6 separate regions of the Homo sapiens genome follow, and all the other regions are linked to region 1. A link is an interaction called in ENCODE POLR2A ChIA-PET data of the cell type or tissue named here. Cell type or tissue: HepG2. All regions are shown on one strand. Each heading gives the region's core, and the rest is flanking DNA. Links, peaks and the distances in the headings are about the cores only.

What was found. ChIA-PET counts read pairs that join two places held together with the same protein. Peaks named below come from ENCODE experiments on the same cell type or tissue, not always from the same donor. Only the 100,000 strongest peaks of a DNase experiment are listed, where the experiment ranks them.
Region 2: POLR2A ChIA-PET joins it to region 1 with 11 read pairs; 1 of 35 experiments calls an interaction of 5 or more read pairs at or near these places.
Region 3: POLR2A ChIA-PET joins it to region 1 with 6 read pairs; 1 of 35 experiments calls an interaction of 5 or more read pairs at or near these places.
Region 4: POLR2A ChIA-PET joins it to region 1 with 8 read pairs; 2 of 35 experiments call an interaction of 5 or more read pairs at or near these places.
Region 5: POLR2A ChIA-PET joins it to region 1 with 7 read pairs; 1 of 35 experiments calls an interaction of 5 or more read pairs at or near these places.
Region 6: POLR2A ChIA-PET joins it to region 1 with 9 read pairs; 1 of 35 experiments calls an interaction of 5 or more read pairs at or near these places.

Annotation. Positions count from the first base shown.
Region 1 is chr1:213,567,138-213,572,275 of GRCh38, reverse strand. It overlaps a transcript of RPS6KC1 not described here. Among named protein-coding and RNA genes, the nearest start is that of LINC00538, 360 kb to the left of the region's middle. In HepG2, for the core only: no CTCF peak of the experiment used is centred there; DNase peaks (open chromatin) are centred at 1,605, 2,365 and 2,825.
Region 2 is chr1:214,048,252-214,053,389 of GRCh38, reverse strand. No RefSeq gene overlaps it. Among named protein-coding and RNA genes, the nearest start is that of LINC02775, 61 kb to the left of the region's middle. In HepG2, for the core only: no CTCF peak of the experiment used is centred there; DNase peaks (open chromatin) are centred at 2,549 and 3,739; H3K4me3 peaks cover 407 bases.
Region 3 is chr1:213,489,702-213,494,839 of GRCh38, reverse strand. It overlaps a transcript of RPS6KC1 not described here. Among named protein-coding and RNA genes, the nearest start is that of LINC00538, 430 kb to the left of the region's middle. In HepG2, for the core only: no CTCF peak of the experiment used is centred there; a DNase peak (open chromatin) is centred at 2,439.
Region 4 is chr1:213,788,084-213,793,221 of GRCh38, reverse strand. It overlaps a transcript of RPS6KC1 not described here. Among named protein-coding and RNA genes, the nearest start is that of LINC00538, 130 kb to the left of the region's middle. In HepG2, for the core only: no CTCF peak of the experiment used is centred there; DNase peaks (open chromatin) are centred at 2,461 and 2,851.
Region 5 is chr1:213,648,404-213,653,541 of GRCh38, reverse strand. It overlaps a transcript of RPS6KC1 not described here. Among named protein-coding and RNA genes, the nearest start is that of LINC00538, 270 kb to the left of the region's middle. In HepG2, for the core only: no CTCF peak of the experiment used is centred there; a DNase peak (open chromatin) is centred at 2,731.
Region 6 is chr1:214,024,660-214,029,797 of GRCh38, reverse strand. The region is part of intron 4 of PROX1 (prospero homeobox 1); the gene reads right to left. Among named protein-coding and RNA genes, the nearest start is that of PROX1, 39 kb to the right of the region's middle. In HepG2, for the core only: no CTCF peak of the experiment used is centred there; DNase peaks (open chromatin) are centred at 707, 1,737, 2,097 and 2,507.

The DNA of each region.
Region 1 (5,138 bases), core at 739-4,738:
GAGTCCTTCTGAGAGTCTCGTGTGTGGGATCTGTCAGCAATGGAATCACAGCTCCAGCCTTCCCCTCCACGGGGCTTGGCCTCCGAGACCTCTCTGAAGCAGGCAGCTATGTCTGCCCATCCCTCCACCTTGAAACTCACTTCTGGCTTGGACTCCACAGCCTAGCTCCATCCTGATTTTGTCTTGCCTCTCTGCATCCCCTCGAGACAGTGTTATCCATATCTAGGGAAGCCTAAACAGAACGTCACAGAAATCGGTGCAGCGATGCTCAACCTCTGGGGAAATTCAGAAATCCCAAGGCCGTGTGAATCTAAGAGTGGTTCAAGGCCCAGCAGCATCAGCATTCTCTGGAGCTTGTAAGAAATACAGAATCTCAGGCCCTCCTCCGGACCTACTGAATCCAAAGTGGCATTTTAGCAAGATCCTCACAGCTTGGGTGCACATAAGGTTTGGGGAGCACTGCCCCTGGCTTCAACCCTGAGGTTCTAGTTAGGACCTAAAGTGACATTTTGGATTCTCCATCTCAAAAGTGCCTCCAGTGATTCTGCTCTGCCCTATGTCTAGGAACTGTGGTGTGACGCCCAGATGCATCAGCTTTGGAGTCCGGCAGACAAACCTTACAAATTTGACTTCGTCACTTATTAGCCAGACTGAGCTGGTGAGAAGTGAGCAAAAGGGACACAGATTGTAAACATCCAGGGAACTATATGCACTGAGGTCCCTCATAGAGCCTGGGGAATGGCCATCTCTGAGGCCCCTTCTTTCCTTCTATCCTTCCCCATCCATGCCATGTGCTTGACCCAGAAAACTCTGCCCTATCTCCTCTCTGCTTCCCAAGACCCAGCCATCTACAAGGTGTTTTGAAAATGCTGACAACTCAAGGCCCTCTCCGCCTCTTATTGCCTCCAGACCTATCATAGCCCCTTCCCTTCCCAGATGTAAGTTCCCTAAGGGCAGGGACTGGCAAAGCTGTTTCTGTGTCCCCTTCAGTGGCTGGCTCTGATCTCCATGCTGAGAAGATGCTCAATAAAAATCAGTTGAGTCAAATAAGTCTCGCAAGTTCCTTTAAAATATCTTTCCCAAAAAACCCTCCATTTTACAGATAGAGACAGGGAAGAAAAAGGTATTTCTATTTAATATTTGTCTACAAAGGCCACATCTGTACAGGCAAAAGCAAGTAGAATATTGAGGCCATTCGTCTATTCGGTAAAGCAATTATTAAACCAAAAACCTATAATTGGAAGACACATACGCATTTAAAGACTAATTTATTTAACGTATTCTGCTGTCAAGCCTGATAGTATTAATTATCAGAGTATGACATTATTTTAACTTTGGTTTCTGACATAAAGAGATATTTCATAGCATCTTTTCCTCATTAGTGCTGGAATAAAAGAAGTCCAATTTGGTCTGCCCCTTCTGGTTAGGCTGGTTTCACGGTGACAAGGAAGAGTAGATGGGATCAATGTGGAAGGGTGTTGTGCCCCTCAAGTGGTACAAGGGTAGGGCTGGGTTGCTCAGATTCATTAGATAATTTCTCACCCTCCACACCATTTGACCTGGGTCAATACATTCCTGACTCATTTGATAAAAAGTGGACAACTGCCCTGGGTGACTCACAAGCCAGATGAGACTCACCCAATGACCCAGAGGTCCTGTTTCAATTATAGAGGAAATGAAAAGTTCTTCACTGGCAAAGAATGAAGTGTTTCGTAGGGGGCATTAAAAAAACTGGTAGCACATGTTCTTCTATCCTGGACACAGAATGCCATGATTGCTACAACTCTCCTGCAAAAGGGGATGCTTCTTCAGGAACCATGAGGAAATGGGTCTCTTTTTCAGTTGGGACGTGGGTCCGTAACAAGGGCAGAATTAGACCCTCAGAGCTTTGGTCTTCTTATCAGGGTGGAATGCTCCCTTTGGTCAGTGACACCCAACTCTTTCCTTTTTTGAGCGATTACTGTGTGCCAGGCATTTCACATACACAATCTCACTTAATCTTTACAATAACCCTGAGATAAATACTATGAGTATCCCTTTTGGTAAATGAGAAAACTAGAACTCAATGAGGTTTAGTAACTTGCCCCAAATCATTCAAATAATAAGTGACAGAGCTGAGTTTCCTACACACCCAGGCTTCCCAGGTCTGCGTCATAACTAGCCTTCTTGGGTAAAGTCTCCAGCGTTTGAACAGTGTTACCTTCTCTTCCTTACTCCATGCCCTCCTAAGCAAAACTGTACAGGTTACCCCTTGCATTCCTAGCTCCAAGTCCAATTGCTTTCTAAGAGAGCCACTTCCCTTGCTCTTACATTTATCGATCAAAGAGCACAATGACTTCAATTAACTTCCTATGGAAAGGATTTGGGTGAAGTCTTTGATCTCCTTGAGGCAGCAGGCCTTAGATTTCTTTGTAGCCCTGCCCAACACTTAGAAAATGTCTCAAACTCACCTCGAGTTTCTCAATACCTGTTTGTTGAATGATTAAGTGAGGGAATGATGGCTGAATGCTATTCAGGTAGTAATTCCATGCTTCTGCCCTGACCACAAATGATCTATTTACTTGATTTTAGTGACTCCACAGTAGCTGTTATATTACCTCAGGGTAAAATTACTCATTTCTTGTTCCTAAGACCTAGTAATTTATATGCTGAACATGTAATAATCTATTATATCAAATACCAACTCCTATTGAAAAAAAAAATAGCTTGCTGCCGAGCATAACAGCCCTGGATACACAAAATGAGTACAGGTGACTTATGAGTTTACACAAAAGAGCCTTCTGTTCTGGATGCAGCTGTTTCAGAAAAACACAGCTAAGAGTATAGAAGGAAGCTGGGTAAGTAAATATTAGGAGAGGCCTTTAAAAGCAGCCTTGATCACTGGATCCTTAGGATGTGTTTGTTAGGCAAGGATGCCCTAATAATGCTTAATATTGAAACAACATTTACAATGCAACAGACAGGCAATAGGAAGGCTGTTTTTCTGAAAATGAGCAAGCGGAAACATGACAGACCTAAGGGAGAGCTAAGACCCACTAGGTTTTAGCTCACAACCTCAGACAAGTCAGCAAGGCACCCAACAGCAAGGAGCAAAGACCCGGGCATCAAATGGCTGGCACTGCCTGCCTGAGTACCTAGGAAAAGCACAGCCAAAGGGAAGTGAAAACTTTATCCCCAAGCCCAGGGTCCCTGACCACTCCACCCAAATGCTACAGTGGGAAGTACACTGGGGAGGGGGGAAGGGAGTTAGGTGCTGGTCGAGGGCACTCTGTGCTCTCCTTCCCACTTCCCTGGATCTCTCAGGCCTGATGGTGCTGCTGCAACAGTGGCCATGGCTGCTACTTCCCGCTCATGGTTGTTGGCAAGGCCCGTGACAATTTGCAGAGTCTGCCTCTCTCTCATCTTTTCTCCTTGACTCACAATTCCCTAAATCAGCACTTGAATATAGAGCACTAGTCCCTGTTCCCTTACCACAGTCAAGGAGAAAAAGCCCCAGCTTTGGAGTGAGGCCCATCTGGGTTTGAATGCAGGCATCATTATTTGCTAACATGTAACACTGAGCAAGTGACAATCTTGCAGGGCTTTTGCGTCCTCCTCTTTAAAATGGGCATGATATTGTTTACTGCAGAGAGTTACAGTTAAATGGTATGAGCCAGACTAAGAATCTAACCAAATACCTAGCCCTGGAGAACATTCTCTATAAATGGTAGTTCCCTTACCTGTTGGTCTGACTCTTTGTCCCCGCTAAGCTGCTCCATCTTCTATTGGAGTATAATTAGGAGCAGCTGGGAAATATCTGATAAAGTTTTACTTTATTCCATATGTCCTTGAATTGAATCTTCTGTCCTCGGTACTCCTCTTCTCACCATTAAGCCCCCTTCCTTTCATCTCTGGGGAAATCTGGAAACCAGAGGATAGTCCAGCCTCCCATGGAAAAGACTGGCACTAATCTGGTTAATGACATCCCAGAGCGATCTGTAGAGCAAATAACATCCTAGTTTGCCCAGAATTTTCCCAGTTCTAGCACTGAAAGTCCCATGTCCCAGGAAATACCTTATCCTAGGCAAACCAGGGCAGCTGGTTGCTCTATCTTTACAGTCAAATAGAAGGCTCATCATTTTTCAGATTTATTATTAACAGCAAGTGACTTAAGTAAAACTTAGTCAAAACTCAGCATGAGATACAGGAGTCTCATGTTCCTGCTGAGTGTTCTTGTCAGATATCAAAGTGTCACTTGGGAGTGGTCCCATATGGGACATCAAATGCTGTTCTTCCAGCCAGTCTGCAAGCTGGACCTGACAGGCAACTGGAAAAATCCAAAAGGCTCCTCAAAGACATACCCAGAAATAAAGTTATTACAGGACAAGGTTACTGACATTACTGACCCAGGCAGAGTAACTTTCCCAGGCCAGGGATGGGTTTCTCTAGCCTTGCAAGACAAGGGAACAAAAGCCTATACATTGGAATCATTCAAATGTTGGGAGAATCTCAACTCCATTACAATTACTAGCTGGTAAGACCTGGAGAAGCTGCTAATCCCTCTACACGTGTATTTCCTGCAATAATAATTCATATATTTTAGGGTTGTGAAGAATTAATACAATAATCCAAGTGAAATGCCTAACACAACTTTCATTTCTGGTATTGTATGGGATCAGATTACTTCAAGACTCTCCAAATATTAAACACCTAGAAAATGCTGAATAAGTTATAATGAACATTCTTTTAAAAGCAATAATTGGAAAGTGAGAGAAATTTCCAGAAACCCCAAACAAAGGGAGAACTGAAAACTAGAGTGGAACCCCAGAGCTGATACTGCAGCTGCCTGTGGGAGAGCTGCCAGATTATGTCACGTAAGGACTTAAGTGTAAGTGTCCACATGGAGTCGGGAGTTAGGTCTTGAGCCTACATGATACAAAGAAGTGAAATGCACATCCCATTTCCCCCCAGTATAAAGCCAGAAGCCTTGAAGCACCTCCTTAGATGTAGGATGAAATATACACAATCCACACTCAAACTCAGAAAGATGATCAAAAAGCTTAGCCGTCTCATACTAGGCTCTGGATGAGGGGAAAAAAATAGTCTCCTCTGATAACACATGATCACAGGTGTGACTTCATATGGGCTTGAGTTCAACT
Region 2 (5,138 bases), core at 711-4,710, 480 kb before region 1:
TATTTATAGCTTTGTTCCTAATATTTTATAGGTTTAGTTACTATTTTATTTCCATTGGATATTCTAGTTCTTTATTGCTAACACATAGAAAAAGTAGATTGAAATACACATTAATTCTCCAAATATTTATTAAGTATCCTCCAGGGCCTGGCGCGGTGGCTCACACCTGTAATCCCAGCACTTTGGGAGGCCAAGGCAGGCAGATCACGAGCTCAGGAGTTCGAGACCAGCCTGGCCAACATGGTGAAACCCTGTCTCTACTAAAAATACAAAAAGTTAGCCAGGCATGGTGGCGTGTGCCACCATGTAATCCCAGCTACTGGTGAGGCTGAGGCAAGAGAATCACTGGAACCTGGGAGGCGGAGGTTGCAGTGAGTCGAGATCATGCCATTGCACTCCAGCCTGGGCGACAGAGCAAGACTCCGTCTCGAGAAAACAAAACAAAACAAATAATATCCTTCAGGGTTTTTTTTCCCATTTCTTCCTCCAGTCTAGCTCTGGTGATATTGGGAAGTACCAAGGTGAAGAAACAAAGGCTAGAATCAGAAATATGTTATTTCCTCTCAAGGTTGATATGTTTGATCGCCAAAGTCAAATATAAATACAGTACATTTTCAGTGCTGTATTGTTCATACTAAACTTCTGTATGGCCAGTTTGGATACACTGAAGAATTGACTGCATTGAATATGGAAATAATTATTGCTATTAGAATCTTTGAATACTGGCTTATACTAAATGTGTATATTACTGCGTTTGACCATCTACTTTGTAAATAGCCATATTATCTAAATGTTAAAAAGGAAGTTTGTTTTGAGACAATTTGGAGAGTTCAGGATACCCAAAAGGAGGATATAGCGTGGTGGATTCCAACCATTGCTAAGAGAGGAAATCGCTAAATGTTGCATAAACTACTAGAAATTTTAGATGTGATACCTTGAACAAGAGATATTAATGGGTAGAACTCTAGGTGGGAGATAGCAGCTGAAGCTGCTATGAGGCTAAAAGAATATCACCTCTCCTTTGAACAAATTATCCGGGGACTCATCAGTTCATTGGGTAACTAAGTCCTTTTATTAATACTCAAAAGAATATTGTGATAATCTCTAGGATTTTTAGATTAAAATTCTCCCCAAAGGTCTCCACATGGAGATTTTCTTTTAGGGGTGAAGCTGTGTCCAGGTCTAGGAAGCAGTCACACAACTATACATTTATTTATATATTTCCATTCTTTCAAATGTCAGCAGAGCGCCTATAATTTATGCTTAGACAAGTTTAAAGTGAATATTGGTGTTCTGAACATTGTTGAACCTTTCCTTTTCTCTATTCATTGTAACTAGGATGGTATCCCCTCAAGCATTACTGGCCTTGTTCCACTATGTCAAATGTATGCAGCAGAGAAAGGGGATACACCAGCAGCTGGAGTGGCTGAGCGGAAGGAAGGACACTAGAACATATTAATCCCATTTTAAGCAACAGGCACTGTGTTAAGTGATTTCAGATACAATACCACATTTAATCCTCATAACAAGCTTGCAAGGAGAACATTGTCACGACTGTATTCATACATGAAGAAACTGAGGCTCGGAGACATTAAGATTTGAGCCAGGATCTGTGTTCTTCCAAAGCCCATGGGTCAGAAATGCCAGCTGATTCTGGTTCCAGCTAGAACTACCAGACATCTTAGGCCAGGTCTCAGGAATCCTTGAGGCAAAAATCTGCATAACATTGAGGCCAAAGATGAGCCTAATGGAGTTGGACCTACCCATTTAGTGGTAGACTTCTTTATTGGCAAAATATTCTGTCAAGATCTCCCCTGATGGACAAGTCAAAATTCTTTCCAACATAACAAAGACCTATTGTCATCATGGGAATGCTGCGATCTTGCTCTTTCAGCTCAAAAATCTACTTTCTGGAACCAGGTCATGGACTTGCAGGACTTTCCATCTACAATTTTGTTTAGGGAATTGAGATCAGATGAACAGGGCCGAGGAAGCTGTAGGCAGACAGAATTAGTGATAATTCTTTCCCACAATACTGCACTCCATTCTTCTAACATACCTCAAGTGCATGCCCTCGGCCAAAACAGATCTGGCAAGAGGAAGATTAACAATGATGACAAAAATAGTTCCTGACTTGATAAAACAAATATCAACTGGGACAAGAACAAGAACTGCCCATAAACCAACCTTGGGATCTAACATGTTCTTCATTAGGACAGGATTGCACCATCTTAAGTATGTCACCTCATGCTAACTCTGAAGTTAGACCTTAAACCACTGCCCTTGAACTTAGTCAATATTTGCAAACTGTGAAAAAAAGAGGATACAGATCAGCATGAGGGGTAAATGTAAGATATTCTGAAATAACTTTTTTTTTTTTCGTTTTTCTCTAAGCTCCTAAGTCTCTATTTGTTGATCTTTCAGAACCAACCTTTGGAGACTAGGTTACTTAGGCAGATGTTTCATGTAATATTGTGTGCATTGGGAGGGTGGGGTGGTGGTAAATTTTCATTGAATAAAACATGGCTTTGTCTGGGTCTGGGCTGCCTAATTTCCTCTCAAGATAAAGATGAGCTCATTTGAGCCTATCCGTCTCCAGATCAGTAAACACTCCGCATGGGTCAAATTCCAGTCCCAAACCCAGGGCTCCTGCACTTCGGGAGCACATCGATTTTCCCTTTCCTGAGGCTTCAGGGTGAGAGGTCAGGGCAGGTGTGGGCGTGGGTGGCCCAGATTTCCTCTGCCTTCCAGCTTTGCTTCTGTGCATGCTCTGCCCAAGGCTCAATTCCCAGAAGTGGGAGTGTTCATTCTCACTAAGCCCAAAGCACGTTTCAGCAGCAGCGTGCCTTCTTCACCATCTCCTTCCATTCTCCCATTTTGCCCTCTACTCAAACTCAGAGCGGGATTTTTGTGCCATCTGTTTTGCAAGTTAATTTCTTTTCTGATTACTTACCATGAACCCCCATCTTCCTAAATAAAGTTCTGCCTCTTTCCCCACTCTACTCCACTTTTCCCTTAACCATGGTAAGAACTGCAAACCCACGACCACACTGAGAACAGCACAATGCAGCATTACGACTTGTGTGTATTTGATGCCCTCCCTCCCATCTGTAACACACATACTTGTACACCCATTGGGAGCTTCCACCTTTTGAGAACAGGGCACATAGCTCACTCCTGTTCGTGTGTTCTGCTTGCCTCCTTTACCAGGTGCACAGTGTGGGTTGATTTGGGCTACTAAATTGAAGAAAAACAAGAAAAAAGGAATAAGGCACCAATGGTGGCATTTAAAATGCCAGTGACCACCCCGTAGGTGCACTCCTCAAGGTTAACAGTAATTTGTCCTATCCGACTTCTTCTTCCTCTACCCTCTACTAAGCACATGCTATTATACCAGGTACCTCCCACAGCACATCTCATTTATTACTCAGTTTGAGGGGTAGGTGTTATTTCATAAAAGAACAAACTATGACTCAAGAAGACTGACAAGTGAGCAAGTCATGGACTAGGCTTCAGACGCAGGTCTGTCTGACTCCATAGCCCAAGCCAGTAACTGTGCCACTGCTCCCTCCTGCCTTCTTCAGGTGGAGTCTCCAACAGCCGAGGCAAGCTGGTCAGTGCAGAGTGCCCATGGGCTAGCACAAACCAGACAAGGGGATGCATGCATCCAGGCCAGAATCTTGTTTCCTCTCTGACAGTGAAGGGTACATTCAGCCCCAAACCCTGCCCCACTGCTTCTCTGCTCTTGTCTCTTAATATGCTTCCTGCAAACAAAAGTTGTGCTTGCTTGCTAAAAAATTTCAAACACTTTGGAAATGCATAAAGTAAACATAAAAATTAACCCCTTACCTAAATGCTTCCTTGCCTATCTCCACTACTCAGAAATGACATTTATTTATTTATTTCTAAATTATTTTCTTTCATTTTAAGTTCTGAGATACTTGTGCAGTTACATAGGTAAACGTGTGCCATGGTGGTTTGCTGGACCTACCAACCCATCACCTAGGTATAAAGTCCAGCATGCATTAGCTATTTATCCTGATACTCTTCCTTCCCCAACACATCTCTGACAGGCCCCAGTGTGTGTGTTTCCCTCTCTGTGCCCATGTGTTCTCATTGTTGAACTCTCATAAGTGAGAACTTATAAGTGAGAACATGCAGTGTTTGGTTTTCTGTTCCCACATTAGTTTGCTGAGGATAATGGCTTCCAGCTCCATCCATGTCCATACAAAGGGCATGTTCTCAGTCCTTTTTATGGCCGCATAGTATTCCATGGTGTATATGTACCACATTGTCTTTATCCAGTCTGTCATTGATGGGCATTTGGGTTGATTCCACGTCTTTGCTATTGTGAATAGTGCTGCAATGAACATACATGTGCAAGTATCTTCATAATAGAATGATTTACATTCCTTTGGGACTATACCTAGTAATGGGATTGCTGGGTCAAATGGTATTTCTGGGTCCTTGAGGGATTGCCACACTGTCTTCCACAATGGTTGAACTAATTTACGTTCCCATCAACAGTGTAAAAGTGTTCTTATTTCTCCACAGCCTCATCAGCATCTGTTGTTTCTTGAAATTTAAAAATCTCCATTCTGACTGGCATGAGATGGTATCTCATTGTGGTTTTGATTTGCATATCCCTAATGATTGGTGATGTGGAGCATTTTTTTATATGTTTGTTGGCCGCATAAATGTCCTCTTTTGAGAAGTGCCTGTTCATGTCGTTTGCCCACTTTATAATGGGGTTGATTGTTTTTTTCTTGTAAATTTGTTTAAGTTCTTTGTAGATTCTGGATATTAGACCTTTTTCAGATGGATAGATTGCAAAAATTTTCTCCCATTCTATAGGTCATTTGTTTACTGTGATGACAGTTTCTTTTGCTGTACAGAAGCTCTTTAAATTAGATCCTATTTGTCAATTTTTGCTTTTGTTGCAATTACTTTCAATGTTTTTGTCATGAAATCTTTTCCCATGCCTATGTCCTGAATGGTATTGCCTAGATTTTCTTCTAGGGTGTTTATAGTCTTAGGTTTTACATTTAAGTCTTTAATCCATCTTGAGTTAATTTTTGTATAAGGTGTAAGGAAGGGGTCCAGTTTCAATCTTCTGCATATGGCTAGCCAGTTCTCCC
Region 3 (5,138 bases), core at 702-4,701, 77 kb after region 1:
TACCTGGAATAGTCAGCCTTTACAATATACCTCTTGTAGATTTCAGTTCTTCAGTTCAAAAAAAATTTTATCACATATTTATACACTTGGGTTTTATTACTTTCCATTTATTCTGTCCTCTACTTCAAAGGCACCAATTACTAATGTTCTGGGTCTCCATTCTCTGTTATCCTGTTATCCACTTCGATCATTTTCTTGCTCATATTTTTCATCCTTTTCTCCTTCTGCATCCTTATAGAGACTTTGAAACATTTGTCTCTCAAAACAATATGACTTTCCAATTTAAACATTTGTCTCTCAAAACAATATGACTTTCTAATGTACCACTTAGTGTTCTCCATTGCCTCCTTTTGTTTCTAAGTACCGCTATTAAAATTTTAGGGTTTTTTCTATCCTTCCATTTCTCTACATTTTTCTTTTTACCTCATCCTGCAGACTTTGCTTTTATTCATGTTGAATTGTTCTTTTTTGAAAACATCAAAGAATTTTTTGAATTTTAAATCTGGATCTGACATTGATAATTCTTAGCAGTATGCATTTTCTTGAATCTTCCTTTCTTCACAGTAGTTTAATAGGACTTACTTGTCCTTGAACAAAGTGAACCATATCTGCCCTTAGAGTCTGTCAAAAGACATGATGAATTGATTGCATTAGTTCCTTTCTACAAGTGTGTGACAACCTAGTCCCAACCATTTCTGTAGCCGGGGGCAGGCTAATGTGTATAACTTCATATTTAATTCCTACTCCCTATCATTGCATCATATACTACAGAGTTATCACATTTAGGGTGCATCAGAAACACTTGGAAGGCTTGTTTACCTACAGATTGACAGCCTCTACACCCAGATTTCTGATTTTTGCATTTCTAACAAGTTCCAAGGTGACTCTGCTGGTCCAGGACAACACTTGAAGAACCATTACTCTATAAAATCCCTGTCCAGTTTTCTGAAACTCTGAAACAATGTAGGACATGGCATGCCATGATTTCCAGCACACACTTCTCTCTAGAACACACTTGCTCTCTGTATTTCCCTACAGGGCTTTCCCTATGAGGTCTTTCAAATACAATGTGCCTCCTCCACAATCTCTCATTCTGTTTCCTAAGAAGTTATTGGCAGGGCAGCTCTGACTTCAACTAGTTGTAAAATGATGAAGTGTGGGGAGCAGTAGGAGAAGAGAAGATATCAACTCCCCTAGTATCTACATTTTAGGTTGGCACTTATATACAGTTAAGCTCCAGAGGCAAGGGGAAGGGAAGAGCATTAAGTACGTTCCTATCATTTTCCCGATTATGTCTGTTTCATGTGACCAAGACAATGTCTGTCTTTTTCTGTGCAGTCCTTTTTTATGGTCAGTATCGCTTCACTTCAAACGTTGGCCGTTAGTTGTCTACTTTTCTACTTTTAATGTGTGTAAATATTTCAGTAGATCTTTGGTGAGAGCTACATCAGAGCCTATTAGCCAGGCACTGTTTTGAACAAAGACACCATTTTACACCAAAATTCTTTTTGCACAACTTGGCCAATATAGAAAGCTCAGGGATCCTGACTTAACTTTCCAGCCATCCCATTTCTGACTTTATGACATTAATAAGGAACACAAAGTCATAAGCTTCATGCAACTGAATATTCCTATAACTAAGTGCAAACTGCCACTAATTTCATTTCTGAAGCTACTTAAATACAAACCTTATGGAAAAGGGAGTCAGATGTTCCTATGTTCCTACAGAACCAGGCTCTCATATATTATACAGGACGTGACTGACTACAAATAATGTCTCCTCTTGCATTTTAGACCTCCAACATCACAAGCACCATCACCACGATCTCTACCAGCAGCATGCATTTCCTTGAGTCTTCTTTTATTCACAGTAGTTCACTTCTTCTAGAATGCGGCTCTACTTTTAAATCACATCAACCAGCTCAGAGCAGCCCTCTAACCAACTGCCACATGGTCAGCGGAGGCCTGGCTGGGGTCTGCTGAAGGAGCTGGACACAAAATGGTCTCCCAGGGGAACAGCAGTTCCCACACAGCATTCCAAGGACATACAAGCTTTAAAATAACATGGGGACAGAATTGTTCACAGCCAGTTTATAAAGAAGGAGCGAGAGCTCACACGTAAGAGGGAGAGTAAGCACAGGAGCGCTCAGAAACACGGAAAAGGACATTTCTCTATCGGTGACGATGCCTATTATATGACATTCAAACACCACAAGTGCTATTCAGCTGCTTGTAAGTCACGAAAGGTGAGAGAAAACACTTACCTCCTTCGTAGAAAGGGAAAAGGAGGTGGAGAATCCTTCACACAAAGACCCTCTTTGACTTAAAATACAGGGTAAGCAGTATTAGAAATCCATGTGCACAAAGCCCACCTATTAAGATTCTGAACAAACAGGAGCCTCTATACCACAAGGCTCTGTTGTTAATATGTGGTTAGTTATGTCAAGGACGCTAAACAAAGCTGCTTCTCATGTGTCCGTTTGAGCTCTCGCAGTTGATAACCACAGCGACTCCTGGGTCACAACCCTAAACGGGCAGCCATTGTCCAAGGAAAAGCAGCAGATGGGCTCCAATGCAGATAGCGCAACTGCGAATCCACGCCTGTGGCCACCCGAGTGGGGTCCAGGCAAAATTCAGGAGTAGATGAAGTTTTACTTTGGGAGTCTGTTCGCTCTCCTCCGCGTGCCTCCTCTATGCACACAATGGTGTCATGCCGAACCCCTATTTTAAGAGGCCAAAGAAGAGGCTCTGAGCCAGCAAACAAGAAATGGAGTTTGCTGGGGGCTTACATACGGGGGAGGGAGCCCACTGACAGTGGGCTGAAGAGAAGAACCACCTTATATACAGTTCAGCGGTGGCAGGCTGGGCAGGAAAGCCACAGTCCCTTGCAAAAAGCATGCAGTTTATATATAGTGTTTCCATTTAACACCTTCCCCCTGACAACCTCCACCTGGCAATTTTTATTCAACCCAAAACGTGGAGACTCAATCCCCTGTTCAGCCCCTGTTCCACTGGATGCGCTGGGGACTCAGATATTCCTTATGGACAAAGAACAAATCTCTGGGTTGGCCACTCTTAAATTTCCTAACTCAGAACACACATTCAGGTGTGTCTGCCGTACAGGGTGATTCTAAGGCTATGATTAAGTTATTGCTCTCAGCTGCATTTACCCTACTAACAGTCACCTGTTCGCCAGCTCTGAGTCTCACCTGGAACCACCCTCTTCAAAGGCAACGCCTTGCTCCTGACTCAGGTGCCCCATTAAAGCCTGTTTGTTTGTTTGTTTGTTTGTTTGGCACAGTCTTGATCTGTGGCCCAGGATGGAGTGCAATGGTGCAATCTCAGCTCACTTCAATCTCTGCCTCCTGGGCTCAAGTGATCCTCCCACCTCACCCTCCATAGTAGCTGGGATCACAGGTATACACTACTACGCCCGATTAATTTTTGGATTTTAGGTAGAAATGGGGTTTCACCGTGTTGGCCAGGCTGGTCTTGAACTCCTGGCCTCAAAGGATCCACCCACCTCAACCTCCCAAAATGCTGGGATTACAGGTGTGAGCCATTGCACCTGGCCGCTCCATTAAAGCCTTCTTTCAGGCCCCTGGTTTCTACCAGCCTAATAACTTACTTAATGGGGAGGCACTGATGGCTGCTGATAGATTAATGGGCCTCCTTGCCAGATAACAGACACATTTTGTTCCAGATAAGAGTAGCGTTTTAACAACTGCCCTCAGTGCCTAACCACCACAGGCCTGGTAGGTGAACATTGGGGTGGGCAAGGGGAGCATCTCAGTTCCTCCTCAAACACAGCTCCAAACTGTGCCCTAGAACAAGACCAATCCTGCTCCAGTTCCCATCACGAGCAGTGTGGGGACAATGTTTCCAGGATCCTTTGCTTTGCTTGTGATAAGAAAGTCCAGCTGAAAAGTCTGTGAAGGTGAGAAACGGAAGGTGAGGTCCTATCCATGCAGCCATTATCTGAACCATTCTGCGAACTTCCCCTCTCTAGAGAACACTCCCCTCCTCAATCCCAAAGACAAAGGCAAACCTGCTGCCACCTTTTCAGATCCTCTTTAAAGCAAGCAGCTTTTCAGATGCCCTTGAGAGCAATTCATTCTTTCACTGCACTTCTACACTACTCACAGTCCTGCCATCTTGAACTACGCATCCTAGCCAGGGAGGCAAAGTGCGGCTTTGTCCAGGTAGCCAACAGCCAACACATCTCCCCTTCCTCTGATGACCACAGAGCACTCCAGGCCTTTTTAGAAGGGGCCATCTGCTGCACTGGAAGCCGAACCATTGTCCGACACCCAGGTACAATGGGCCTGAGAGTGAATGGATGTCCAAGCAGAGGAAACAGAGGCCCGCTTCACCTCATACAGAGTCAAGAGGGAAGCAGAAAAGACTGGCCTCCAAGAGGCCCTCCTATCAAGTCAAATGTGCATGAAACAATCTTGGACTCTTCAGCCGGCACCTCTGAGAGCCCACCTCAGCTCTGCTTTACCACTGAGTGGGATTCATTTTATGTGTTGCCATATTAAGCCGCTTTCAACGTCCGTAGGGGAAAGAGGGGTGAAGGTTGAAGGAAAGGGACCTGAGTTTTCATTCAATAGGACATTAATGGAAATAGAAGTGAAAGAGCTTCTTCTGGAAAAAGCAGAAACCACACCCAATGGGTCTTTAGAAATAAGCCCTTCTCCATCCTCACTGCCCAGCTCTTTCCAAGCCCACTGTTACTCTGTTGCCAGGATTGTCACAAACCCCTAACTAAGAGACTAACTGCAGTCTTTGTCCTGGGTTTTGTCTGATTTCCCTCCATCCTTCACAGCATTTCCAGAACTCTTATCCTGGAAATAAACGTGATCATGTTGCTTCCTTGTTGAGATCTCCCACCAGCCCCTCTGCCTGCAGCATAGAGGCTGAGTGTCTCCATCTGGCCCCAAAACTCCTTCTCCACCTTTATGTCCAAATAACTTCCATTTTGCCCTGAAAACTCCAGCAACCCCAAACTTCCTGCTTTTTCCATTGAACATATTAGCCTCATTCAGAATTCTAAGCCACTGAGATACCTTTATTTTTTGCCCGACATGCCTTTCTATGCCTGGGATAACTATGCATTTTTCAGCCACATCACCTAG
Region 4 (5,138 bases), core at 490-4,489, 220 kb before region 1:
GGTCTATACTTACTTCAGCTGCGGTAGATTACAAAATTACTACCTTGGGCATGCCATTCTAAAAGGCTCACCAATGTCACGACCGAACCTGTAATTCCCTGGGAAGAGATTGGGAATTGATCTCTCTTGGAGGAGGGAGAGATTATATGGAGACTGGGGGTCCTGGTGGAATCCCATCTGCTCTCTGGGGAAAACTTTGTTTCTTTATATGCTGTTGTTTTTGCTATTTTATTTCTCATCAACAAATGACAACCAAGTCCATTAAGGGCATAGTGATAAGACTGCTACCTGGTCAGACAGTGGGGCTGGCTGTTCAGGATGCAAAAATATCGGGAGTGCTGAGGTGGCAGAGGCCAGGTGACCTTTGTGTGAAGGGTGGGGGTGGTTGTTGGTGGGGTGGGGGTTCCTTAAGTCAGTCCCAAATGAACCTCCGAGTTGCTGTGAAAATGTTGTTCTTTTAGGCTATCTATAAGTTGAAAGTAATGCTTTACAGTATTAACTCTGGACTTTGTCTCTTTGTTCTCAGTGAGTACTGTGCTATACCATTCATATGCATTTTTCATTATTTCTTATGCCACTCGCCCATGTAATTGTGGGAGAGAAAATTCCATAATCTATAAGTCCACAGAATACTGTCATTTTCCTAGCATCCGATTAAGAGCCCATAGTGTCTCTATCCATTTGAGGGAAGAATTGGGTTTAAACAAATGTCTCAATTTAAAAGGAGGAGGGAGAGCTCTGGGAAGGTAAACTTGCATTTGAAGCTTTAACCTGGGTTTTTGTCAGACTTACTTATACTTCAGGTAGAGCTGGCCAGCTGAGATGAGAGCTGGCCTGCCTGTAGACCAGGTGACAGTGACCGACAGGAAGAGAAGGAATAGAGAGAAGGTCCATACTCATTTTGAGCTCCAGTGCTATGTTCACATGACTTTGCTTGCTTCTAAATCGCACTCTTCCAATTAAACTGGAGAGACTATCAAAAGTGCATGTTCAAAACAGTTACATACCCTGGAGTTTTGGACTTGCCTGAGCCTTCTTCATACGGCTCTGTGATTCTCTTTTGTATGTGTGAATGTTCTTTGAGATGCACCATGGGCGGTAGAGCAGGAGGAAAGGGTGGGAGGGCCAGGGGCACAGTATTGGGGAATTGAAGAGTTAGTGGCCAAAACAGGTGATCTTGCCTGTGATCTCTCAACTGTTCCTAATAGCTTCAATGCGTCTCATAGGTCCATCAAAATGCCACTGCACTTTGCCTGAACATGGCGTACTATGTGCAGTTATTAGACAGCAGAGCCATCTTGGATCCTGTGCACAGGGAGGTATTAACGTCAGGGTTGGCCGACAGTTCGGTAGGTAATGCCAACAAGCAAGTGGAGACTGGGACCTGACTTGAACATCATTCATTAGGTAACCTTGAGAATAACTAACTACTCTTGGTCTGACTCCTCTGTGAGATGGGGTTATACGTCTGCCATCAAACCTCATAGGGATGTTATGAAGCTAGAGTAAGTTTATAATCATAAAGCAATTCATAAAAGTGAAATACTGTCACAAACTTACAGTAATAATTTCATTTCCAGGTAAATTAGGACAGCAGGAATCCCTAACACTATTCCTTCCTCCCTCTTTACCTCCCACCTTGTTTCTTTTGCAGTCTTATATTTTCATTACTGAATGGATCAGGCTATTGAAATTCCCATGAGAATAGAAGAAATTTCTCCCATTGGAACAGACTAATGGCTGTTTAGAAATAGTACCTAGCACAGGTATTAACAAACATACTTGCATATGTTTGTTAGATTTACTGTAAATCATTGAAACTAATGTTTTGTTGGTGTCTGGAATACAACGAGTTTGTTAGCAAAGAATTATGTCACTTTTCTGCTCGAGATCTTCCCTTTATAGGTGAGGAACATAAGGCTGACTACCCTAACTTCCCTTTAAAAAAATTCTATAAGAGTTATTCAAACTATTTTCCTATTTACTTATATTCTCAGCCTATATCACTTCTTAGAATTTCTAGTTCTGGCTTTCATTTAGTCTTTTTTTTTTCTTTTGTCCTGAAAATCTACTTCATGCTTCTATGAAAGACAATGAGCCAAGTATTCCCAGGATTATTGAATAGGTGTAACATTGTCCTACCCAGATTCTTATATTTCATAGATTTGCTACCATGGTTCTTCAAGTCCTTGACTTTCCCTACTGAGGGATCCTAATCTTTGCAGAGCTCACAATGTGTTAAATTAGACAGATGATGTGTCATCATGGGCCATGGGGTTGGAGACACACCCGGATGAAAACACTATTTAAAAGAAGGAATGAGGCTTGATTTATCCCCAGAGCTTCCTTATTCCAAATAGAAGATACTCCTCAGGTTTGTCAGTTTGTATTGATGTCACCTTATGTCTTGACATTCACTAGGGCACATGATTGCCAAGGTCTCTGGTGCCTTTGAACTTGTACAAATATTTCCACTTCAGTGATGGTGACTCAGAAGCCACTCTTCACAGCTCTCTGTTCTCTGGATGGCAGGGTATTTGTGTTTCATGGATGAGCCCTGGATAGTGGATGATACGGCAAAACGTTTTCTCTCTTTCTTCTTTTTCTCTCTCTTTCTCTTCCCCCAGTCCCCAATGCCTCTCCCTCTCAAAATAGTTATGGAATTATGAAGTACTTCTTTCTTTCCTTCTTCTTTTTACCTGGACAGATGTTGACAACTCTTCTAAATTTAACATTTCCTGTTGCACACAAAATACCATAGTTTTTTCTGACTGCATGTTCCCTAAGAACAAGGACTATGTGTACTCCATTGTGCCTCTAACTCTGTCTTCTTATGCCCTACTCACCAATGATGATAAAGAGAAAGTCATACATACTGTTGACTGTAGGCTCTCTCAAGTCAAAGATCAACCAACTGATCAAGTGACCATAGGATAGATTAAAAGCTGAAGTAAATATTTAGAAGTAGGCATTTGGGGTAAATAAGAATCAGGTATAAGCAACTTGGAAGGTAGTTTATAGCTACCACTACCACCACTCTACCTCCACCCATTATCCACTTGGGACACTGTTATGGAAAGAATCTGTGGTGACTTTGGAATGCTGGGTTGGTTCACCCCTTCCCAGAAACTCTCCTCCTCAGTCAGCTTTGTGTCCCAAGGAAAGTGATTAGGCTGGATGCTTAAGGAAGAAACCCCTTCTAGAACTTTTAGACTATAATGTTTTGGATTATCCATATCACCAAGTTCCTCTTTCGTTACAAACCATTGAAAGTTGTTAATTTAAGAGAAAATCATTTTTTCCTGGCCTTGAACACAACACTTATTTAATAGTCACAAGTAGCAAAAGCCTATCTCAGCATTTGACTTATTCAAAAGTCTCCAGTACAGAATGATGTGAGAAGCGAATATGGATGGCATTAGGCAAATTCGTGACAATGTTATCATGAATCTTTTTCTCATTTTTCTTGTCACTGCTTTCTTGTCACTGTTCTAGTAGATGTGTGACTTAACAAGCAATTGGTCACATTGTACTATCAAGTAGACTCGATAGAGTACCTTATCGTTTTAAGGGATGCAATTTTGTCCCATCACCTGAGTCAGAATGATTTTCCAAAGCTTGTGTGACTTTGTAAACAAATTTATCTAAGATTAGGAAGGGCTGACCAGGTGCATGGGCTATGTGCTCACATGGTGACGTAGCTACGTGTCAGGACAGATCACCTGAGTTACAGCTGTTAAACCCAGGCATAGGAACTTTGGTTCAACCTGTGGTCCTTGACAGCTCATGAAATAGCTCAGATTATTTCTCAAGAATTCTATAATACTAAACTCTTTCAGAGGCTGTGCCATCATGCACAAATATGTTCATTAATTAAACAAATATTTCACATCAAATTAGAATGTGCCAAGAAGTATCCAAGGTGCCGGAGTTAGGGTGGCTGAACAAAATAGACACCATCCTGGCCCTTTTAGGCTCTTACTGTCTAGAAGAGAAGAAAGACATAATTAATAGTTGGTGTGCAACCACAGGAAAAAACTACACAATCTCTACTGACTAAATTCCAACCTTTCTTTTCCCAAGTAAATTAATTCAACTGAATTCCACTCTTGGTCATCATTTTAACTGACTTCTCATGGCTCCTTCTCACTGGGTCTAGGGCAAGGTCCAAGTGGCTGTCAGGAGCCTGGCCGAGACTTGGGCCCTAGTTTTCCACAAAAATGTGCTGTCCACCCCTGCTACTTTTTTCCCCTCTGCTCTGGAAAGCTTTTTGAGTGCAGAAGGCTGTAGCATCTACTCTCATCAAAGAAACTTTGTGTGTGTGTGTGAAACTGAGGAATTAGTCGCTATGTCTTATATAGAGAGTAGAAAGCTTAGAGATTATCCATACAACTTTGTATTCCAAATTCACTCTCCTCAACTGTCCAGCTGAGGCCAAAGTACCTACATCCCCAAGCTCTGAGGGTTCCTTAGCAGATTAGTTTGGGGGTCAGACCCAGGAATGTTAAGAGAGATTTTGTAGCTTGGGCCATCCGCATGGTGTCAGATGAGTGACCAGAATTGCCCTCTCCTGAGTATATGTAGCCATTTGGCATGACTAACTCTGAAGTTTCCTGTAGTTCTCATTTCCATCACAGCTGCTGCATGGAACTGATAAATGTGTGCCCAGGGTATGGGGAGGGAGTCAGGGGAAGAAATGGAATTTCTGTGGTTTTGTTTTCGGTGGGTTTTGCTTTTTTCATACTTAGAAGAAACGCATGATAGAAAATAGGTCGTGTTTAGCAGATCTTGCTGGTAGACCTAGAAGGCAGTGGCCTTTGATAGTCATCTAAGTAGATGACAAGCAGCAACTTCTAACATTAACAGTTTGTATGCCTGCTTGATAAATAAAATTTTTGGCATAGATTTACTGCACCACGGAAGAACAAAAACCATTTGTCTTTTGGGAAGATGTGTTTTGCCACTGCTTAGAGCAAGCACATCCCCTAGGCTGCATCTTCAGTATGGAGTGAGCTGTTTAGTGGTAAAGATCATTTCAGCATCCTGGGCCAAGGCAATGTCTTCATGACCCCCAATGTGCTGTTAAGTCAGTCAGTTCAAGAAGAAAAATAAAAACCAATCTTTGTACAGAATGGACT
Region 5 (5,138 bases), core at 586-4,585, 81 kb before region 1:
TTATAACATACTCTGAAATTAAGCTGATACAAACTTGAAAGAAACTACAGAAAATTAAGAATGCTAGTAATTTTTTTTTTTTGAGACAGGATCTTTCTCTGTCACCCCAGGGTGGAGTGCAGTGGCATGATCACGGCTCACTGCAGCCTCTACCTCCCAAGAGCAAGTGATCTTCTCACCTCAGCCTCTTGAGTAGCTGGGACTACAGATGCGTGCCACCACATCTGGCTAACTTTTTGTACTTTCAATAGAGATGGGGTCTTGCCATGTTGCCCAGGCTGGTCTCAAACTCATGGCTCAAGCTATCTGCCCGTCTCGACCTCCCAAAGTGGTGGGATTGCAGGCATAAGCCACTGCACCCAGACTAGAATGCTAGTGTTCTTAAATTATCTTCTATTCCAGAATTCCAGAATGTGTCACATGGACTGTATTCTATGATATATTGTAAAGTTAGCCAGCATCTTCCAGGGGGTCTCCCTGGTTCAATCTCACTTCTGTTTATTCATTCAGCCAATACATTTTTACTGTCAAAGTGCTATGTACCAGACATCTTGCTAGGCGCTAGGGATACAGTATGAATAAGACAGTTCTTGCTGAGTTAGCCTTTGCTACATGACAAACCTTCTCAAAACTTCATGGCTCAGAAAATGATGATTTATTAAATTTTCATGACTCTGAGGGTTGGCTGGCTGGTCTCCCTGCTGATTTTGCCTGGCCCAGTCATGTGCTTGCATTCAGGTGCAGGGTGGGTTGGGCTGCAGGGTCTGGGATGGCTGCACTCGCACATCTGGTACAGACAGGCTCCTGGCTGGGGTACCTCAGTTCTCCTCCATGTGGCCTCACATGCAGGCAAAGGCCAGACCAGCTTCTTCACAGGGTGGTCTCAGGACAGCATTCCGAAAGCAGGGAACCAGAAGCCGCAAAGCCTAAGGCCTAGCCTTGGAATTCATGTAACATCATTTTTGTTGCATTTTGCTTGTCAAAACAAATCCCATGAGCATCCCAGATTCAAGAGGTGAGAAAGCAGACTCCACCTCTAAGGTGTATTTATATGAATTTGTGGCCATGTTTTGCAGTCTGCCCGATATCACAGTTAACAATGTGGATGCTGGGACCACAGACCACCTGGGTTCACATCCTGCTCTGTCACTCACTCATTAGCTAAGAAACAACAGGCAAGTTCCTTTACTTCCGTGTGCCTCAGTTACTTTATCTGTAAAATGGGGACACTAATGGTCACCACCTCACAGGACCACTGAAAGGATTAAAGTTAACATATGTAAAGCCCTTAACACAGTGCCAGGCACGTAGAATGCACTGAATAGAGGCTAGCTATTAGTATTATTGTTAATATCATTATTATTATTAATCCAGTCTATCGAAAAGACATTCATCAATAAATTACACAAAAAGATATTAATTAGTATTTGATACTTATAAATTAACATTATAAAATTACTATTAATTAGTATATGTGCTAATTTACACAAATAGCACAAATTAAAAGCAATTAATTAGCATAAGTATGCTGAAGGCAAAATAGAAAGCAATAAGAACAAATAGTACAGGGTGAGTCAGGAAGCATCTCTGAGAAGTGACTGTGAACTGAGGCCTGAATGGTACCCTCATGAATCCAAATGAAGGCAGGAGCTCAGGCCACGTGGGAAGGAGCTCGGCACACAAGGAGCTCAAAACTCAGTCTCTTCCTTCTTTCCTGCTCTCAGCACTTGCTTACAAGAGTTGAACCTTACTAATTCCATGTTTTTCCAACCTTTTCTTGGAAGTATAATGAAAGCTATTAGGGAAGCAATAGAAAGGAACAGAAAACTCCTTGCCTTTGGAGTCAGGCTGGGTAGGCCCTCGTTCTGCCTCTTCAGTTTACCAGCTGTCCAAATGTGAATAAGTGTCTCAACCTCTCTGAATCTCAAGTGCCTCATCTATAAATTAAAATCAAAGTGCCTTTCTTTTAGGGTTGTTGTGAACAGGGCATGATATTCAAAATATTGAGCCATCAGAATAGACCCATGGGCATCGTGCACCAGTGTTGACCACAGAGTCTTGGGCCTGGTTGTGAGGATTAAATGATGAAATATATTTGAAGTGCCTTCAAGGCTGCCTAAAACAGTGGGGGCCGATACACAGTTGTCTTTGTTATCATTGTTTATGTTTGTATTCACCGTGGCTCTCCAGCTTCTCCATGGGGCTTTCTAGGGACCACATCTCCTCTCTCCTCCCAATCTCCCCCACCAGGTGCCCAGCCCAGGCTCCACCTGCCAGTTGCTGACTGCCTGTCTGGCGTTTTTATTGGGGAGATGTAGCCTGCCCCACCCCTGTGGAGATGGTCGAAGATGAATCACATGGCCAGCCTTGCAATAAGAGGTAGGTTTGAAGTTGAAAGGTCTTAAGTAAATAGGGCTCCCCATTCTGGGGGTCTTCTCTCTGCATCCCACTTTTCTCCCTACACTCTGCCTCACACTTCCAAACAACACTCCCTAGGAGGGCGATTCAGCTTCTGGGCTTCAGCCAGCCTCTCCCTTTCTCCCCACCTCCACCCCACCCCCAACACGTTTTCTCTCTCTCTCCCCCTCTCCCCTCTTTTTTTTTTTTTTTTTTAACATGCAAGTTGCCATGAAAAATTTGTTAATGAAATATTTGCTCAGAAGTCTGCTCTGGGCTAGGCTGATAACCTATCTGTGTTTGAGTTTGGCTTCCCATATTCTAAATACTCATCTTCTGTCTGTTTAGCTTATTGATTGGTTTGGCAGGAAAAGAAGCCTTGTCATCAGTGACCAAGGTCAAACTAAACAAAAATGGAATGGGGTGGGGAGAGGGAGATGAGCTGATGGGCTCAGGAGGCAAGGGAGACTTGTCCAAGTTTCCTTGAAGGGACAGATCCCAATTCCAAACAGTTCCCCACTCCCCAGGTTTCCGTTCATCTGTAGCTGGTAAAAGAAAAACTCTTGGCAGAGGGGGCCCGGATGCGGACATAGATGCAAATGCTGAAAGGTGAGAGGCTAGCAGATGGTGTAAACTTAGAGATTTCTTTCCCTGAGTGTGTCAGGAAAAATGAGGGAGGGAGCTTGTGCCTCCATGAGCAATGTTAAAAGGCTTTGCAGGGGATCACTGCTGATACTTTTGCTGAAGGCTAATATCTCACTAAGGCTGACTATTTAGTTAAAGGCATGGTAGTTACTAAATTAGAAATAAAGCCACTGGACAGGTGATATTTGTTGCACAAATTCAGGGCCCCAATCATCATTGATAACACATAAGTGTGTATGAGTCTATTGAGGTGTGAATGCATTACTTAATGCTTTTGCTTCTAACTCAGCATCTTAAACCTGTTTCTAAAGGGTGACAATTAATGGAGGTGACAGTCAGTAAGCACCCTCTGGTTGGGCAACATAGGGAGCGCCTGGATGTATAGAAAGGGACCAAACCTGGGCTGGGCTCCTGCATCCACTGCAATCAGCCGTATGACAAGGCCAAACTCACTTCTTCTCTTTGAGCCTCAGTTTCCTCATGTGTAAAACAGGGGTCATAATACCTACTCTCAGTTGCTGTGAGGAAGAATGAGATAGCACCGATAAAGTGTCCATGAATGCCGAGAGGTCTAGAAGATATTGCTCGGGATCAAATGTCTGTTACAAGGACCATCACAAGGCAGATCCTCCCATCCTCACCGCCACCATGAACAGCAAGAGTTCTCTATGCTTGTACAAGCTTCATTTGCTCCCTCACTGAACTCAAGTCACTGAGACGAGTCAGATGTGCTCGGTACTAGGAAGGCAGGTATAATTGAGACACAGTCCTAGCTCTCGAGGAGCTTACGATTTTTGTTGGAGAAAAGCACAACAACGTGGAAAGTAAACCGTCACAGACACTGTGACTCAAAGGACAGCTGAGAACACAAAGGAGGAGTGGCCATTTCTACCTGGTGGGCGGGGGAGGGAGGGTTAGCAAAGGCTTCCCAGAGGACCTTTTGAAATAAGTGCCGCTTGCCAGGTAGGCAAGGGAGAAAGGGAGAGCAGGGAACAATAGCATCAAAGCGGGGACTGCACAGCCGCTTCTGAGAATGGCTTGTGGCTCCTGTGGCCAGAGGGCTAGGTGGGGGCGGAGTGGAGGAGAGACTGAGGCTGGAGAGGAGAGTCAGGGGCCCAGAGGCTGTTGAGAAGCAGAAGAGGTGAGTGTGGACTCTTCAGGGAATTGTCCGCCAATGGGAGGAAGATGATCAGGCATTAGTTACTGGAGAGACATTGTTGGAGACTTTTTTTTTTTTTTTTAAGTGGAGACTTGAACGTACTCATAGGCTGTATAGGAGAAACCAGTAAAAAAGGAGAAGTTGGAAATATGGGAGGGAGAAGAACCATCCAGCAGAGCCAGATGCTGGTCTGGGGATCATGGAAAGGGATGGGAGCAAGAGCCCAGGGCAATGGTGAGCCCTCAGCAGGAGGATGCCGCCTCTTCCTCTGAGCCTGGAGTTCTGCGGAGGTGAGGCAAGTGAGAGGGTTGGTACAAAAGGGAGCGTTTGTAGGTGGAGACCGTGTCCTAGTGCTTGTTCCTAAGAGTGTGAATTTCCTCTATGAGCTAAAAGGCAGTTTATCTGCTGAGCAAGAGAGGCTGGGATGAGAGAGCAGAGTGAAGAAACTGTGGAATGTTGGCATGAGACAAGTGGTTAAACTGATCCAAGGATGAAGTTGTGTAGGATTGTCATGGTGGGGACAGAATGTGAAGATGGGAAGACACTGAGGATGCCCAGGAGAAGAAGGCTACAGTGATATCTCATATGGCTGGCAAGAGAAGTGAAGCCCCCTGAGGACATTAACAAGAAAACTAGTCAGGAGATGGCCCATCCCCATGAGGTCAAACAGCAAGTAGGATGGGAGCAGGGGACTGGCCTGCTGGTAGGTAGGAGGGGGTGACTGCAGATTCAGACCCTAGGATTTCAGATGAGGGTGGTGGTGAGCTCCAAGGGCTTACAAAGCCCAGTGGGTGGCCTGAGAGTTGTGGGTGCAGTGGAGTTAGGATGAAACTCTCTGATCTCTGGAATGTCACCAGGAAACTTGACACTGGGGCACAGGTAGGTCATCACCTGGATGATTATATTACTCATTAGGAGGCCAGGAGTCAGCAGACAT
Region 6 (5,138 bases), core at 592-4,591, 460 kb before region 1:
CCACACCCAGAAACAAAACCCCTCGATCTAGCCCCAGATGCCTCCAAGTCAACTGCATTCAAGAGGCTGACTTGAGCCTTCAAGCAATTGTTTCAGGGAACTCGAAAGAACAGTGCTCTCTCAATTTTCACACCGTGGAATTCATATACAGTAGTAGAGTTAAATATATCTAATGCTGAAGCAGCTCTGAAAAATTGGAGAAAGTTACTTTTTGTCCCTGTGGGCCTTTAAAAATATATAGGTAATGCCATCAAAAATACATAGTGAAGAGCTGCCTTGTCAAACTGCTTTTATTGTTTCCATCCGTATTTTCTTCCCTTCCACTCATCTGAAAGGGGTCAAAGGTAGATGCTTGTGCATTTAGTTTATCCTAAGAGTCTCTTTTGTGCTCTATATAAGAGCACAAAAGAAGAACCAAACTTTGCTGGGTTAGAAAAACTGCATCTGCATCATTAGCTCCTTAACGGTATAATGATGTACCAATCATACATAGCGAGGTATTTTTCTAGATGACTTCGAAGTGTCTTTGGAGAAGTTAAAAAGAGAATGGGCATCTGCACACGTGTGTGCACACACACGTACACAAAAATCTTAGGGAAGGAGACAAATAGTTGAAGTACTTTCCCGAGCATTCATTCACCCTAGAGTGCACATGATTCCTCTAAACAAACTCTCCCATCCCTGCTGTTTGTTAAGTAAATATCGATCAAGGAGAGACTCATCTCCTGACAGCAGTGGCACAAGCTGGGGACTTACACTGCAGACAGAGTGGACTTAAATGGATAAACTCAGATGCTTTAGTAACTCCTCATAGAGATTATCAGATGAAAAGCCAAGAACAGATACGTTATTGCTGCTCCTCTTCACTGTCTCACTCACACTAAACTCTCCTGCCAGAGGCTGAAAAGAGGAATCATGGAGCTGTAAAATATGGTCACAAGATGTGGTTACTAAGGGTCTCCCTTTGCAGTCATGCATGCATTTATCCTGTGTGTACAGCCGGGGACTAACAGGCCCTCCAGAAGAGAAGGAATGGTGCAGGATGCTATACACAGTGAATCCTGAGATTCTATTCCAGTGCCCTCTCATTCCAGGGGAGGATCAAATGGAAAAGAAAACATGAATGCACTTTGGGAAGCATAAAATATCATCCAAATATAAGGTGGTTTACAAGTTTGAGATTTTAAAGAGGAGCCCTAATTCCTGGGAAGCATTCACTGTGATTAATAAATGTCTGCAAAGCATCGTTTTGAGAGGTGCTCTGAGGAGGTTCGCTTGGGTGAGTTTGTTGGCTGAGTCAACCGGTTGAGAAAAGTTGCTTTGTGTTCCCTAAGTTTTATTTTGGCCATTTCATAATTATGAGTCAAAATCCTGTTTTCTGCACTGTTCGTAGCTGAATGGATACGTGTACTTCTCTGGGAAGGTCAGTTTTAAAATCATCTTTAGAGATTAGGTTTTGTGTATTGAACACTGAGCACCGTGGTCAAAGGGCAAGATGTTATATTTAGAGTTCCCAAACAGCTAAATGGTGTTTGAATTTTATTAGGATGCTTGTGTTTGGAAAAACTAGCAGGATCCAGGAGCACTGGCTGTGAAGTTGCTTTCGGGTGCCTGCCGAGTTACCCCAAATGAGGCAGAGGAAGGTTCTCCAGCAACATCTGGGCTTAGGACTAAAGGCTTTCTCCCTCTGATGCTCCAGGTGGCATTCAGCTTTCAGGAACACTGAGGATTAGATTCGTCTAATACCCATGCAGTTTGGGCCCACTTTCTAGTTACATGTTTTGCTGTTTAAATATGTGAAAAGTAAATGCTTGTAGGAAGTGGCTATAGTTCAAGGCTGTCTTAAGAAAAAAAAAAACCTAAAAACTATGTTTCCTTGGTCTAAACAAAGGAACACATGGCAATAACAGTCTGTATCTCTTTTATATATATATATATATAAAGCTTCGAAAGAACAATGTTCTGTTGAGCAAAATTCAGTAGCATTCTGTAAACATTAATTTAAGGAAATCAATAGACTCAGTGAGCTAAAGCCATATTGCAAGATAAACTGGCCAGAGTGCCACTTTGTCAAATAGATTTTCGTTTTCTCGGCTAGATAAAGACAGTTTCAAAACGGGGCAGACGTGTTGCAACCAGGGTTTGAAAAGTATGTGGCCTTCAAACAGTCTGCTTGTTCCTACTACAAAGCTGGATAAACATACTTTAAAAATGATAAGCCTGGTTTAGAATTGACTTGGCTTTCAAATTTTACATATAGTAGATTTCTTGGTCATCTCACAGGAAAAGAATAAAACAAAGTACCATGCATTCAAAATAGAAAATGTACTTAGGTGAAAGGGGTTAAATTGTCTTGAGAGACAGAGCTTTGGGAGCAGTTTCGGTTGATGCTTGACTTTAAAAAAGAAGGGAAGAAAGAAATCTTTATTCATGCTGACCTGATGGGCAATCGGCCTTCTTGCCAAAATCCCGAAGCCAAACTCTCTAGTGAGTTTGAGATCAGAGGTTTCAGCTGGTGGAAGCTGCTCTCTTCTGTGCTCACCAGGCAATGTCATGTTAATGTGCGAGGGGGTGTGGGGGTTGGGGGAAGCAAACCCAGGGAAAGGCTAGAGAAGGAGCAGAAGTGATGAGCCACCCAATAGCCCCAAGGTTTTTGTCAGCCAGACGGAAAGAGTTGCAGGGATAATCCAAAAAGTGGCAACGGGAAAGCAGGTCTCTCCTCCTGTCACCTACATGGAGTTTGTGGCAGTACACTTCCAAGTCAGACCACTTGACATCCTCCAATGCCACACCAGCCCTTATAAATGCTGATAGCAAACAGATATGACATGGTGAAAATGGCCCCCTGGAGGAAATGTAATAAAAAGAATGAACAGTCACATGCAAACTGCCAAGGAGGGAGGTTGAGGATCTACCTTGAATTGACAGGGAAACTCCATGGAAAAGCATCACAGGAGCTGAATTTTGGTCTGCAGTGTACGGATCTGGGGGGCTGCTACCGGCCAAACCCCTCACACAGACTTCTCTGACCACAGCAATGAATGAAGGGCAGAGATACACCCTGAGTATCTTCTTTGTTTTTCTACCTGAATTTGAGTCTTTGTCTTTTAAGAGTATTTAGAAAATACAAAATTCACAATAAAATTTCTACAGCATTATGATGTTGATAACATATGTGTTGTTAAAATATTATATAATTATCAACAATGTTCTAGATTTGAGCATTTCGAATAATTGTGACTTTCAGGTAATAGAAAAGGATGTCTTAACATCTTCTATTCTACGTTTAATAAATTGTGCATACATTTTAAATTATGTAAGTATTCCATTGGCAATTCTGCATGTAGAGATCAAGGTAAGTAAAACCATCTCTTCCATAGCCCCAGTAGAAGATAGTACTAGCTTGCTAGGAGCAGAATGACAAATGTCTATGAGAGACTGTCAAAATTATTTCGTGGGGCTGAAATTTGGTCAGTGAACGTGCTTTAAGTGGCTAGTTTATTTGCTCACACATGGAGGTCTTGGTATTATACGTGTTAGGAAACATAATTGTCACATTATTGGTCGCGATGAAGCAAATTTTCCTTCTCTCCCAAACTCTGCATAGGTCTTAAAAAGTGATTCCAAGTTTAAACAAACAAACAAATATGCAAGCAAAATCAAGGAAAAAGCATCAAAAACTAAAACCTAATACCTCATTCTCTCCCCCTGAGATACTACACAGATACTGTTAAGATCTTAAAAACAACTGGAAGCACTGTGCAGAAATTGCTCATCTGGTAGGCTGTTCAGGTAAGAGCTGGACCAAGACTATTCCATCAAAGACTCATGGAATTGGCCGGGTGCGGTGGCTCACGCCTGTAATCCCAGCACTTTGGGAGGCTGAGGCGGGTGAATCATGAGGTCAGGAGTTCAATACCAACCTGGCCAAGATGGTGAAACCCCGTCTCTACTAGAAATACAAAAAAATTAGCCGGGCGTGGTGGCTGGCGCCCGCAATCCCAGCTATTCAGGAGGCTGAGGCAGAGAATTGCTTGAACCCAAGAGGCGGAGGTTGCAGTGAGCTGAGATCATGCCACTGCACTCCAGCCTGGGTGACAGAGTGAGACTCCATCTCAAAAAAAAAAAAAAAAAGGAATCACAGAATTTTGGAACTTCAGAACTAGAAGGAATCTCAGAGAGTTCATGTCCCACAGAAGAGAAAAAACCTTCAGCCGGTGGTCAGCAAAATTTGCCAGTAAAGGGCCAGGTAATAAATACATAGGCTCTGTGGGCCATATTTGGTCTAGGTTGGATATTCTCCTTATTTTTTACAACTGTTTAAAAATTTAAGTCATTCTTAGCTTGAAGCCATAAAAACAGATTGAGGGGCAGCTCTGCCCATAGGCCATACTTTGCCAGCCCCTGCTTTTAGCCAAACTTGAGGGCTAACAGCTTTTCTAGAGGCCTAATGGTCTTTCATTCTGCACTGATCCTGGGTCTTTCATTCTGCTCTATCTTGGAGGATAGTTCGATTGATTCACTTGAATTCGACCTGTAAGGCCAGACCATTCCCCCGATGGAGTTAAGGCTGCCTATGTCTACGGGAACAGAGTTAATAAACCACACACGTGGTGGTCAAGGACCAGGAAGACTTCAGTCTTACCCTGCTCTGATTAGGAACGTTTAATTGGGAGCTTTCCTGCCAGTACATATTTAAATGTGCTAAACAGAGGAATGTATCCCTGCTTCATGACACATCTGACAAATCAGCTCAATACTTAGGTGGAAAAATAAGCCCTGCAATCATATACCAGTCACTTTGTAGTGTTAACAAATTCCCCTTTAAGTCAGCCCCGTAAATTTGGTGCCATTGGTGTCTGAGTTCAAGACAAGCTGACAGCCCTTGAAGTTTAACTTTTGCTACAATTACTGGGTGAGGTGGTAAAAGAAGCAGGGCCAAGCTTGGTGCCATTCTTGGATGGGACATTATCCAAAAACAACATAGCACAAACACTCCAATATTGCATGAAGGGAAGCTGGGGCACAGATAATCCACAGTTACTCCTGTTTCGTTCGAGAATGTATTACGTGATTGTTTTCTGCCACAGCTTTACCTTCATAATTAAGCTTTGCCTAGGCTAATATTAAAACTAGTC